2 separate regions of the Homo sapiens genome follow, and region 1 is linked to region 2. A link is a contact called in ENCODE Hi-C or POLR2A ChIA-PET data. All regions are on one chromosome and are shown on one strand. The core of a region is the stretch at or near the end of the contact, and the rest is flanking DNA. Distances in the headings are between cores, read along the strand shown.

Evidence for each region. Hi-C counts contacts between places; a loop is a spot of excess contacts on that map. ChIA-PET counts read pairs that join two places held with the same protein, here RNA polymerase II (POLR2A). Pooled maps may share reads with other maps.
Region 1: a map of mammary epithelial cell shows a loop between it and region 2 (6-fold over the local background). The contact joins two enhancer-like sites. A Hi-C loop is called at or near these places in 4 of 168 maps with a recorded cell type or tissue (GM12878, PC-9, mammary epithelial cell and 1 more), 14 of 37 single-sample maps with no recorded cell type and 10 of 50 pooled maps. POLR2A ChIA-PET finds 5 or more read pairs at or near these places in 13 of 52 experiments (BJ, CD4-positive, alpha-beta memory T cell, GM12878 and 8 more).

The regions. Positions count from the first base shown.
Region 1 is chr14:49,948,338-49,954,363 of GRCh38, reverse strand. All of the region lies in intron 2 of LOC100506446 (a long non-coding RNA gene), which reads left to right. Among named protein-coding and RNA genes, the nearest start is that of MIR6076, 15 kb to the left of the region's middle. Within about 2 kb of position 3,328, at least 11 of the 41 ENCODE cell types and tissues checked have a DNase peak (open chromatin) inside an H3K27ac peak, as active enhancers do; they include PC-9 and mammary epithelial cell, where a contact is called at or near this core.
Region 2 is chr14:50,036,647-50,042,965 of GRCh38, reverse strand. It overlaps LINC01599 (long intergenic non-protein coding RNA 1599), which reads left to right. Exons shown (of 9, transcript NR_131171.1): 5 at 3,497-3,574; 6 at 3,709-3,951. Among named protein-coding and RNA genes, the nearest start is that of LINC01588, 32 kb to the right of the region's middle. RefSeq lists an enhancer at 4,312-4,361 and silencers at 4,221-4,515, 4,952-5,041. Within about 2 kb of position 4,050, at least 16 of the 41 ENCODE cell types and tissues checked have a DNase peak (open chromatin) inside an H3K27ac peak, as active enhancers do; they include PC-9 and mammary epithelial cell, where a contact is called at or near this core.

The DNA.
Region 1 (6,026 bases), core at 2,079-4,578, 88 kb after region 2:
TGAAAAAGTTAGGGTGAGAAAAGAGGGAGTGACATTCATACCAGAGTAGCTTAGAAATGAGATCACATCTCTTATGAAACTTTAAGGAGGCTGGGCACGGTGGCTCATGCCTGTAATGCCAGCAGGCCAAGGCGGGTGGATCACTTGAGACCAAGAGTTGGAGACCAGCCTGGCCAACATGGCAAAACACCATCTCTACTAAAAATACAAAAATTAGCCGGGTGTGGTGGTGGGCACTTGTAATCCCAACTAATTGGGAGACTGAGGCAGAGAATCACTTGAACCTGGGAGGTGGAGGTTGCAGTGAGCCAAGATTGTGCCACTGCACTCCAGCCTGGATGACAGAGCAAGACTCCATCTCAAAAAAAAAAAAAAAAAAAAAAGAAAGAAAGAAACTTTAAGGAATCACAGATGATGGTGACACCAAATACAAATTCTACTAATCCTTGTCTTTGGCAGTGGATAGCCTTTCAGAACTTCTGTTTTATTTTTCCCCTCATTAATTTTAGCTGTTGTTGACAAGACTTTTAAAAAATTGCTTATTTTTTAAAAATTTTCCTTCCATCCTATGTAGTGACCCATCTCCCTTCTCCCATTTGAACAAGGAACAGGCTCTGTGCATCTTTGCCTCAAAGGAGGTTTGTAGCAAGGCAGAAAGCAAAAGCTGCCTGCAGGACATTTTCCTTCTTGAATTTTGTTTTCACAAGCTTAAGCTATTAATTAACTTATTAGGTAGTTATAGGGAATCCTGTAAGGGAACTATGAAGAAAGTGGGATGTTCATCAGGCTAACAGATTCCTGGAAACAAGGAGGGACAGAAATCTATAGATTCCTCAAGTATCTGGGACTAGAGTCCTCCCCACTAAGTGGACTAATCATGCCTTAGGGAGGTGATCAAATCTTCAAAGGCTTTGTTTTGTGGCACACCTAGGGAGACAGAGGTCTAGGGAACAGCCTTGCTAGAGATTCCCATGCTTCAAACACTGCAGGGGGAGAAACAGAGCTACTAGGTTTGAAGGGACCACACTGGCCAGGACAATGGATGTTTCAGCAGCCACCAATCCAGTCTGGTGACTGATGCCCAGAGGGCCTCCCCACATGCTGGCACTAGAGACACTGGGTTTCCAAACAACTTTTGGGGTGAGGAGGTTCTGGGGGAAGTCAAGTGTGCCTGGGAATATATTTCCTTCTTGCTAGGTAGGAAAAGGTAAAGTTGAAATTAAGTTGATTTAAATACATGAAGAAACTCACCATCTCTTGCCACCTAGGTTTGTGGCTTGGGCTTCATACCTACAAACATTGACTATTTGGAGTCCATACTCAGTGGAATTTCTCTCTACATCAAATTAGTTGGGTCCACTTGGGAAACATGCTGGAAACCCTAGACTCTAGATTGGTCTTAAAATCTCTAAGTACAGCTCCTTTCACATAGAGGGACATACCATGCTTGCTGCCAGACCATTCTAAGTAGACTCCAACTAGCAACACTGGAAACATCTCTTTAGATTTGAGGATAGGAACATCAGATGGCCCAATATAATTCTTGGTTGCAAGCAACAGAAACCAGCCCTGACTAATTTGATTTAAGCTGGAATGTATTAGAAGGATACTGAATAGTTCACAAGATGGATGGGAGGGCTAGAGAACAAGGATCAGGAAAATGGCTGGAAACCAAGAGAGAATGGGCACGGAGGAGCATGGCCCAGGTCATTCCACAGGACAGTCTGCCCCTGCCAGCACCTCACTGCTGCCCACAGATGACACTGCCACCACTAGCGTCCTCTGAACTATTTTTCACCCTCTGCTTCTTCCCTTGATATTCAAGGTCCAGAAAGGAGGCTCTGACTGGCTGAGCTTGAGTCCTGCACCATTCCCTGGAGGTCCCTGAATAGAGGGAGGGGGTTGGCCGTGAACACAATGTAGAATACTGTGTCACACCAAAACTGTGATTGGAAGAAGGGAAGCTGAACAAAAAATAAACACACTTAACAAATGTCCACCACATTCCCAACCACTTAAGGAGAAGAAAAAAGCGTTAAAGTCTTGAAAACTCCAGCTTTCAGTTAACTACCTTGTAAAGGTACTCACCTATTTCCCAGGATCAAGCCCTATAAAAGTTTTATGCAAGCTCATAATTTCACTCTCAAATGAATTTGTAACCCATGACCCTGATTCCTGCCCAGTACTTGGCCCTGCCCATTGGCCCTGGATTGCTTTCTCTGATTAGATTTCTATAGCAATTCCCCAGGCTCAGGGACCAAAAGACTTGCCAGGCACTTAAGTTTGAACAACCTTTTGCACTTCATCTCTCACTCTTACCTCCACCCTGAGGCACATGGGTGCTGTTGGCTCCCTGGTGAAGTTAAGAGGGAAGATAAACTTAAGGACCACAGATTTAGAAGGCTATTTTCATCTCCCCACTTATAGGCAGAACTACATTCTCAGAAAAACAGAAGTATGGCCTATTTTTTAAGCTCTTCAGAAGTGGGAAAATACTATTCTCGATACATCCAACAGAAAATAAGACACAAGCTGTGTTTGAAGATTCAGTAGAAAACAGAGAACACTTGATAAAAACAGGGGAAAAAAACATGTTCATAGACTGTCTCCAAATCTGCTCAAGTGTACAGGAGGAAGATACGTCCAAAGGATCATGACAATGGTGGGGACACATCACCCCACATCTGTGATTGCTCCTTGCTGCTTCTCCAGCTTTGGGTGATGAGTGTGGTGAACAGATACAGCCTGTGGCATAGGTCCAGGCAGGAAAGGGGTCTTCTCTTACATCTGGTAGCACTGGAGTAGGGGGAGCCTTGGGATCTGTGTCTCGCAAAAGCATCTCCTTTCTTCTGGAGGTTTTTCAGGATCCAGGAATGATAGAGGAGACAGATGCTCTGGAAAGGGAAATACTAGGTGAGATCTAAGGGCACATTCCAACCTGCCATTTGTGCAACAGGAAGTGACACAAAGTCTTAGAAAGTATTTATAAGCCATAAATGACCACTAAAAGCTGGTTAGCTAATTTTCTTTTAAAAGGAAAATGTTGGGGAATTTTAAGTAAAGGCAAAATCTTTCCAATGCTTCTTGTTTTAATTTTCCTTAACTTTTTCACTTAGCTTGATCTGTATTTAAGGGTCTCATGTTGTTAGTTCAGCCAAAGGAAGTGCAAAATCCTCCAGGCTGTACTACTGTTGGCCATCCCCAGCCTGTGTGTAACTGAACATGCCCATTAGCAGGATCTTGGGAGCCACAGTACCAGTGCCCTCAAAGTTGGCCAGTGGCCAGCAATAAACAGGTTCTGGCTGGTCATACCTGAGGTTTGGAAAGCTACTTTGTACCCAACCCTGAGGAGCGGTGTGGAGCCAGGACAAGAACAGGCAAGCTCCTGCAGAATTCTGTGCCCGTGTAGGGTGAGCCTGCTCCACATTATGCTCTGAAATGGGAAACCTGGGGCAAAGGTAAGACATCTCAAAGGAAAATAGAGCAAAATTTTAAATTCTGAGGGCTCCTCTGCACTGCAGAAGCCGACATCCCCTCCCATGTCCCCTCCCTCATGGCCAATCACTCTGCTAAGGTGTTTCTGCCTCATTTAGTGCAAGCATAATAAAATAGAAGAGGAAAGTGAAACTACACATATGTCTCTTTTTCCATCAGAGGTGAAGCTAAAGTATATAGCATTTATAAAGATTATATAAAATATAAATAGAGTATATAATATTTAAGTTCCTTACAACATTTTCCTGAATATGATTGACAATGGCTACAGAACTTGGAATGGGGATTTTGTGTGACTCACATTTCTTTCTTTCCGTTCCTTAACTGTCACACTCACTCCATAATAAAAGGCTTTCAGACATATTATTACATCAGGAACACTAACAGTTCTCAGGGGACCTCCCTACCCCAAGGAGTTCTCACTCTCTCTCCATAGAAGATACAACATTCTCAAAGAGTGAGTCAACTTATCAGGTTAGTTAAGGTATAAATTACTCAGCCATCAATCTTCACATCAATAAAACCTGCATAGGTTGGCATAGATTTACTATATTAGACCAAGAGACACATCTGAAGGCAAACTCTTAGCTGGTCAGAAATTCCCAGGGTGAGTTTTCCAAGCAGGACTGAGACCTTAGCATTTGCATGACTTTTGGTATAAGCTGTTGGCTCTTACACGTTATGTTTCTTGGGTTCAGAAGAAAGTGAAAAATGACTTAGATTCCAAAATGGAAATGTATCCCAACATTTTGGGAGGCCGAGGCCGGCGGATCACCTGAGGTCAAGATTCAAGACCAGCCTGGCCAACATGGTGAAACCCCGTCTCTACTAAAAAATACAAAAATTAGCTGGGCATGGTGGAGGGCGCCTGTAACCCCAGCTACTCAGGAGGCTGAAGCACGAAAATTGCTTGCACCCAGGAGGCAAGTTTGCAGTGAGCCGAGATCGTGCCACTGCACTCCAGCTTGGGTAACAGAGCAAGACTCTGTCTAAAAAAAAAAAAAAGAAATGTAATATATGGGGTCCACAAAAGCTAGGTGCATCATATATTTTAATTTCTAAAGATGCTCCCAAACTCCTTTCACACTCAGGCGGTGACCCAGCCTTTTGCTTCATTGAGAAAGAAGAGGGCATCAGGATAACTCTCTCACCATTTTTCTATCTCCCAACTTACATTTTTTCTTTTTCCATTATTTATTTATTTATTTATTTATTTTATGAGACAGAGTCTCATCACTCTTGAGTTCAGTGGCGCAATCTTGGCTCACTGCAGCTTCAACCTCCTGGGCTCAAGCGACCCTCCCATATCAGCTTCCCAGATAGCTGGGACTACAGGCATGTGCCACCACACCCAGCTAATTTTTTTTTTTTTTTTTTTTTGAGATGGAGTCTCGCTCTGTCGCCCAGGCTGGAGTGCAATGGCATGATCTCAGCTCACTGCAACCTCTGCCTCCCGAGTTCAAGCAATTCTCCTGCCTCCTGCCTCAGCCTCCCAAGTAACTGGGATTACAGGCACCTGCCACCCCGCACAGCTATTTGTTGTATTTTTAGTAGAGACAGGGTTTCACCATCTTGGTCAGGCTGGTCTCGAACTCCTGACCTCAGGTTGATCCACCTGCCTAGGCCTCCCAAAGTGCTGGGATTACAGGTGTGAGCCACCGTGCCCAGCCCAGCTTATATTTTCACTTGCATTCTTTGTTCCAGCTGAAGGAATGTGTACCCTCCTCCTAGACTCACCACTGCTCTCCTGATGCTATCCCCACATCCCTGAAACCTCAAGCCATCGATAGGCCCCACTCCCTTCTTTCTCTGTTCTTTCCCTTGTTACAAATCTCCCTCTTCCTTTTCTCCCTAAGAAACATGGTCAACACTCCATCATGAAAAACTGCTCAGTCTACTCACCTTCTCACTGACAATCTCCCTGAGCAGCTATTTGTGCCTCAACCCACTGGAGTGTGGCTTTCAGTTGCTCCACTCCACAGAATTGTTCTTTTTTTTTTTTGAGATGGAGTCTCACTGTGTCACCCAAGCTGGAGTGCAGTGACGTGATCTCAGCTCACTGAAACCTCCACCTCCCAGGTTCAAGCGATTCTCCTGCCTCAGCCTCCCGAGTAGCTAGGATTACAAGCGCCCATCACCATGCCCCACTAATTTTTGTATTTTTAATAAAGATGGTGTTTCACCATGTTGGCTAGGCTGGTCTCGAACTCCTGACTTCAAATGATCTGCCCGCCTCAGACTATCAAAGTGCTGGAATTACAGGCATGAGCCACCACACCCAGCCTCACAAAATTGCTTTTTGAGGCCAGTGACTGCTTGATGGCCAGACTCTTATCTCAACCTTGGCCTTGACTTCCAAAACAGCGCTCTTCCCCAAATCTCCTGTTTCTATGACCACTCACATCATCTTTCTCTACCCAGCCCTTAATATCAACCTTTTTCAACTTATGCTTCCTCCTTTGGATGTTACATCTATTCTCACAGTTTCACATATTACTTATAAGCTAGTAATTCCAAATATTTATCTCTAG
Region 2 (6,319 bases), core at 2,801-5,300:
CCACCACGCCCAGTCTGTTTATAATTTTTGGTGATTATTCTTTTTTTTTTTTTGAGACGGAGTCTCGCTCTGTCACCCAGGCTGGAGTGCAGTGGCCCGATCTCGGCTCACTTCAAGCTCCGCCTCCCAGGTTCACACCATTCTCCTGCCTCAGCCTCCTGAGTAGCTGGGACTACAGGCGCCTGCCACCACACCCGGCTACTTTTTTGTATTTTTAGTAGAGACGGGGTTTCACCGTGTTAGCCAGGATGGTCTCGATCTCCTGACCTCGTGATCTGCCTGCCTCGGCCTCCCAAAGTGCTGGGATTACAGGCATGAGCCACCGAGCCTAGCCTAGGTGATTTTCTTAATTATTTCCTTAGGATATGTTCCAAAGAATTTAATTGCTAGGTCAAAGCTTATGACCTTTTAAAGGATTGTGATAGTGTGTCAGTCAGGATAGGCTAAATATTGTAACAGACATAGCCAACATCTCAGTGGCTTAACACAATAAAGATGTATTTCTCTTTTATGTCACAGTTCAACACAAGTCATTGGTTGGGAGTAGAGGGCACTCTGCATGGTCGTCTGGAACCAGGGTTTGCCTACATGATGGGTCTCCATTTGCCACCGGCCTTGGACGTCTCCACTGGATGCTCTGATTTCACCTGATAAGTAAAGGGAGAGAGACAGAGCATGGAGAATTACACAGGTAGTTTTAGGGTCAGGCCTGGCAGTGACTCACATCGCTTCCTCTGCCCACCTTCCAATTGTCCAGAACTCAGTCACATGACTGCTCCTAACTGCAAGGGAGGCTGGAAAGTGTAGTCTTCCTGAGTGTCCAGGAGGAAAACAAGAGTGTAATGGACCCAGAATAAGCATAGTCTCTGCCTCAAACATTACCAAGTGGCCAATCAGCAATGTTTTTCCAGTTATTTATTTATTTTATTTATTTTGAGACAGAGTCTAATTCTGTTGCCCAGGCTGGAGTGCAGTGGTGTGACCTCAGTTCACTGCAACCTCTGCCTCCCAGGTTCAAGCGATTCTCTAGCCTAAGCCTCCCGAGTAGCTGGGATTGCAGGTGCACTCCACCACACCCAGCTAATTTTTGTATTTTTAGTAGAGATGGGGTTTCGCCACGTTAGGCAAGCTGGTCTTGAACTCCTGGCCTCAACTGATTCCCCACCTCAGTTTTTCCAGTTTATATTCTCAACAGCAGGGTATGCGGATTCCTATTTTCCTATTCCCTCAATAATTAAGGGGATGATGCTCTTTCTGTTGTTTTTTATAGATCTGCATGGAACAATGCTGCTTCTCTGCATGACTAGAGTTTGTTTTCTCTTTGAAGATAATCTCACTAGGATCAAGACCATACCTGCTGGAGAGTCAGGACTCTGGATTTCTGATTGTTTTCAGGACAGCTACCCTCATCCTAGGCTGATCTGAGTTTCTGGGTCTTTCTCTGCCTGTTCTTTCCTCTCCCCTTCCCTTCCCTGCTGCAGAAAGTGTTTTATGTGGGTGTCAGCAACATCAGGACCTTTCAAGCCCCTTGCCCCAGTATCATCCCTGAATGCAAAACTCACTCAGAGGCCTGGGGAAGAGATTCGAACTCTGCTTTTCCTCTGCCACCTCAGGTGTGTTCCAGCTTACAAGACACTTTCACAGAAAAAAAGTTCAGGGAATGGAATTGGAAGGCAAAAATAGCTGCTCGATGCTGACTTGGCACATTTGACTTTGACCAAATCATCCAGCGCCTCGTCCTTAGTACTCTGGTTTCCACAGAATAATCCTCATGCAGTGAGTAGTGGAAGTCAGGAGGAATAAACTGCCTAGATGTCATGAAGGGAAAACAATGCACAATAGACTTGTGCAGAATCTATTCCTGTCCGTTTCCCTGTGAATCCAGATTGCTGAACACTGGCCGATGTCTGAGCTGTGGTTTCCCCCTGGATTTGAAATTTAGTTACTAGAAGACAATGCTTTTGAATGGCTTCTTGGCCATGACTTTCACAGGGCCTGCTGGCTGTTGCCTGATGATTGTCTGATAGGCCTAGCCCCTTGGCAAAGCAATGTTTCATTTGCAAAACTACGCTTGTCCGGTGCCTCCTGGGAACTGAAAGCCTGGCATCAGCAGAGGAACGCAAATTGGGCAAATCACGGATCTCCCAGGCGTGCGTTGCTTGGGGGCCATGGTACACAGCACTGCTAAAAGTCTAGGACAATCTATGTGTTTTAGGAGCAAACCAGTGCCTTGCACTTCTAAGCTGTATCCTTTGCTCCCTCCCTGAGAGGCAGCCGTGTGCTCTGGGCTTCCTAGGTAAGTGACTCACACCAACTATAAGCCTGGCTTATGACCTAGAAAAGGAAACAGGAAGTGGCTTAGAGACATAAAGAGCACAGCCCAGAAGGGGCTGCTGTGGAATTCTCCTCAGATGAGACGGAGTCCAGTGGGCAGAGGGGCAACTTAGCATCCTCTCTTTCCCCATGTTACCACGATGCTCTTGGCAGGGACCATTTGATGGGGATTCGGATGTCTTCCTGGGGTGGTGAGCAGGGGTGAGGGAGGGGGAACTGCTGCTGGGTCAGTAGCTCCTCTCCAGAGTGAGCCCATCTGTGGAATGCCATGCCCCTTCTCTATCCCATCTTTGCAAGTGGGCTTGGGTTCTTGGGATGAGTTCTTCAGGCCTTATAAATGCAAACTGTGCAGAGGTGCCTCCAACAAGAAAAACCAGTCTCTGGCAGGGCCCCTAAGGGCAGGATTCTGGAGAGGCCGCCCTGTCCTCAGTTTGGCCCTGGGACATTCTGGCCGAAAGTAGGATGGCTGCGGCAGAGGGAGGAGAGGGGCCTCCCTGTTGATGGAGGCCACCATGTAGGGCTTCACTATGCTTCCCTTTCTGGCTCTCCCAGGGAGGAAGGGTGGCTGGCAGCTGGCGGCAGGGCTTGTGAAGGCTTAGCCCTGGGCCTGGTCCTGCTTCTCTTAGAGGTGGCTGGTTGTGCAATGGCATCCTGGCTGCTCCTCTTGGAGCCCTGTGACCACAGTTCCAGGCTCCACCCCCATTTCTCACCGCCGGTGGTGAGAAATGGAATTTTTTTGTTTTGTGTTTTTATGCTGTTCCCGTAACACCCAGCACCAGTCCCCAAGGATGAGTGCTGAAGATCCATAGCCATGGCAGGGCAGGGCCTAGGTACTGAAGGAAGATCCCACTCAGAGTTCAGTTCCACCCACTGCAAAACGCCCTCCGAGGACCCTCACTAGACCAGTTCCTCCAAGTGCGGTCCGCAGGCTGCCATCAGCGGGATCACGGGGTGAGGAAGGGGCTGTTTAAAACACGGGTTCTTGGCCCCATCTGCAGACCCCCAGAATCTAACCCTCTCAGGGAGAGTCCTGGAAATCTGTGTATCTAGAAGCACTTTCTTCCCCAGGCTGGCCAGCTCAGAAATGTCTAAAAACTTTTCTCGATACCAATCCTGGTCTCATTTATTATCCTTCTCATGAAAATGATTTGCTTCCTTTCAGCCTTGTATGACCTCTGAAAATATGACCTGAAGCAGATGGATGCACTCACATAAGAAACATCACCTGTGGCCTTCATCGGTAAGCATGGATTGCTGTTTTCACTCAGGGGCTTTGAAGGAAGACACCTTTGATCATTGGGCTGCCTCTACTTTTCGCTGAGTTGTCACTATTAAATGCCCTTCCCTGGCTTTGCCTTCTCTCTTCTCCACCAGAAAATGGGCCTGCTGCTTGAAGAAGTTGGGCTCTTGGAGTTCTCTAGCACAGGGGCCATGAAAATCAATGACTTCCTTGTTTGCTGACGGAGCAGAGGTAGAATCTCTTGGTGTTTCCACGGAGAAAACACTGACCATGAAGAGCCAAGAAAGATGACATGATGAAGCCATCAGGGGAAGCACCAAACATCCTCAACTCTGCTCACCCATGGTTTTCTCCCGCCCTCCCAGAGCTCCTCCTGCGTGAGTAATGCAGTGTGTGCTGGTGCAGTGTCTCACTGAAAAAAGAAAGAAACCCTGATTTGCAGCATTGGCCAATTTCTGTAGTGTAAATACTCCCACCATAGCAGATTTCAGGTTACCAAGGGTTTCACAACTGGTTCACAAGTCTTGACTGTAATGACCAGCTCATGCAACTCCAGCATCTCATCATCTCCGCCCTGTCCCAGAAAATCCCCACATCACACCCAGGCTGAATATCACTTTCAGCTTCTCAGTCAGAAGGAGAAGTGGTTAACTATGCCAGGATGGTAATGACTAAATATCAGAATGGTGAGTGTGGAGGGTCAGGATGTCTGCCAAATTGGAGATGACTCTTCACTTCTCAATCTTGGTGTCTCATCTGGGGAAGCTGGAGGGAGACATGCACAGCTTCTCATGAACAGTCCTGGAAGCCCTTACCCCAAGGCCTCATGGGGCTCTCTCCAGGGCTTGCTCTTTGTCACTCCTTTAAAAGCCTGTCATTCATTGCCAGAGAACAGAAGACTCCATCCTAAGGCCAAGTTGAAAACGGCAGGCTTGGGAGCTGTCTAGACTCTGGGTCCTGGCTTTTGTCTTGGCTGGTGTCAAAATGGACTCTTTAAAAACTGTCCTCAGGAAGATTCCCCATCCAACTCTGAACAGCCTGGACTGATCTTTTTCTGATTTTTAGGGGTCTTGTGAACAAGAGTCAGGTGGGCGGGCAGCTCTTGTAAAGCTGAACATAACCAAATTTGTCCATAGCCTGTGACAGCAAAGATCACAAAATTCTTCCCTCCCCTTTAGGGCCTGGGAGTGACGCCGAACCAAGGGGAGGATAGTGACCTATTTTATCTCCCAAACATTGGGCAGCCAGTTGCATTTGCAGATTTAAAATCCACCCACACTACTGCAGTTTCTGTTCTCCTGCCCCCCCGAGCATACTTCTGGCTGGAGCTGGTTTTGTAAAGTGGAGTTGGCTGTGGGTGTGGGAGTCCTCCTCGGAGAGCCTGGTCTGACAGCCCCAGTCAACAGCCCTCCCATGGGCATTTGGGCTGCTCCAGTCCCGGCAGGTGCACAGCTCAGGGGAATCTGGTTTTGTCTTGGTCTCAGCCAGGGAAGTCTAGTTAAAGAAAGAAAAGGTTGGCCGGGTGCAGAGGCTCACACCTGTAATCCCAGCACTTTGGGAGGCTGAGATGGGCAGATCACGAGGTCAGGAGTTTGAGACCAGCATGGCCAACATGGTGAAACCCCGTCTCTACTAAAAATACAAAAATTAGCTGGGCGTGGTGGCAGATGCCTGTAATCCCAGCTACTTGGGAGGCTGAGGCAGGAGAATTGCTTGAAACCAGAAGGTGGAGGTTGCAGTGAGCCGAGATCGCGCCACTGCACTCCAGCCTGGGCAACAAGAACAAAACTCTGTCTCAAAAAAAAAAAAAAAAAAAAAAAGGTCTCGGTGGAAATGGCCTTGAATCTGGGGTCTCTCTCATATTCTAATCACTCAATCACTTAACAAATACTTATTGAGGGCCTACTAGGTGCCACACATTGGAAGACAGTGGAGGGTGAAGCAGAGTCTGCCCTCAGGGAGCTTACAGTTTAGATTACAGGCAAGACAGCCCTTACACACATAATTCCAGATGAGTCAATAATGACCAGGGTGCAGAGGCTTTGAAGCAGAAGCATAAGGTGCAATGGGAGCATAAAACAGGGAAGCCTAATGCAGACTGAGGGGCCTGAGGAGGGTTCCTTGAGAAAGTGAGGTTGAAGCTGAGAACCTGAGGAGTGGTTTTCACGCAGTGCAATTGAAGGTTGAAAGGGAAGATCCTCCAATGCACAAAGAATTCATGCTTCAGAAACATTCTCTTCCTGAGGATACATTTGGGAATTTAGGTAGAAATTAACTGTCTTGCCTTCATATACAGTGTAGTGGAGACCACTGTAGGTCTCCAACTTTTTGTCTTTTCTTAATAACAAGTCCCCAGTTTTTGCTAGGTACATAGCTACCCAGAGAAAAGATTATGTGGCCACCTTACTATGTTCTGGCCAATGAGATGTCAGCAGAGGTAATATGCGGGGCCTCTGAGAAGGCCCTTTCCTGCTACCTGGTACCTGGCTGGAGGCTGAAAAGCCATTAGGGACGAGACATGCTAAGGTTGGAGGGTCAGCGTATTACATGGAGCCTCCTTCCCTGATGGCCTTGGGCTGCCATACCAGCCCTGGATTGCCTAATTCCCGACTTCTTTTGTAAAAGGGAGAAATAAGGGTCAATTTTTAAAAAAGCATCTATTACTTTGACATTTTCTGTCACACACAGCCAAATATAATCCTAACTACTATACACAGCTTCTTTTCAGCTTAATGAAAAGATCAT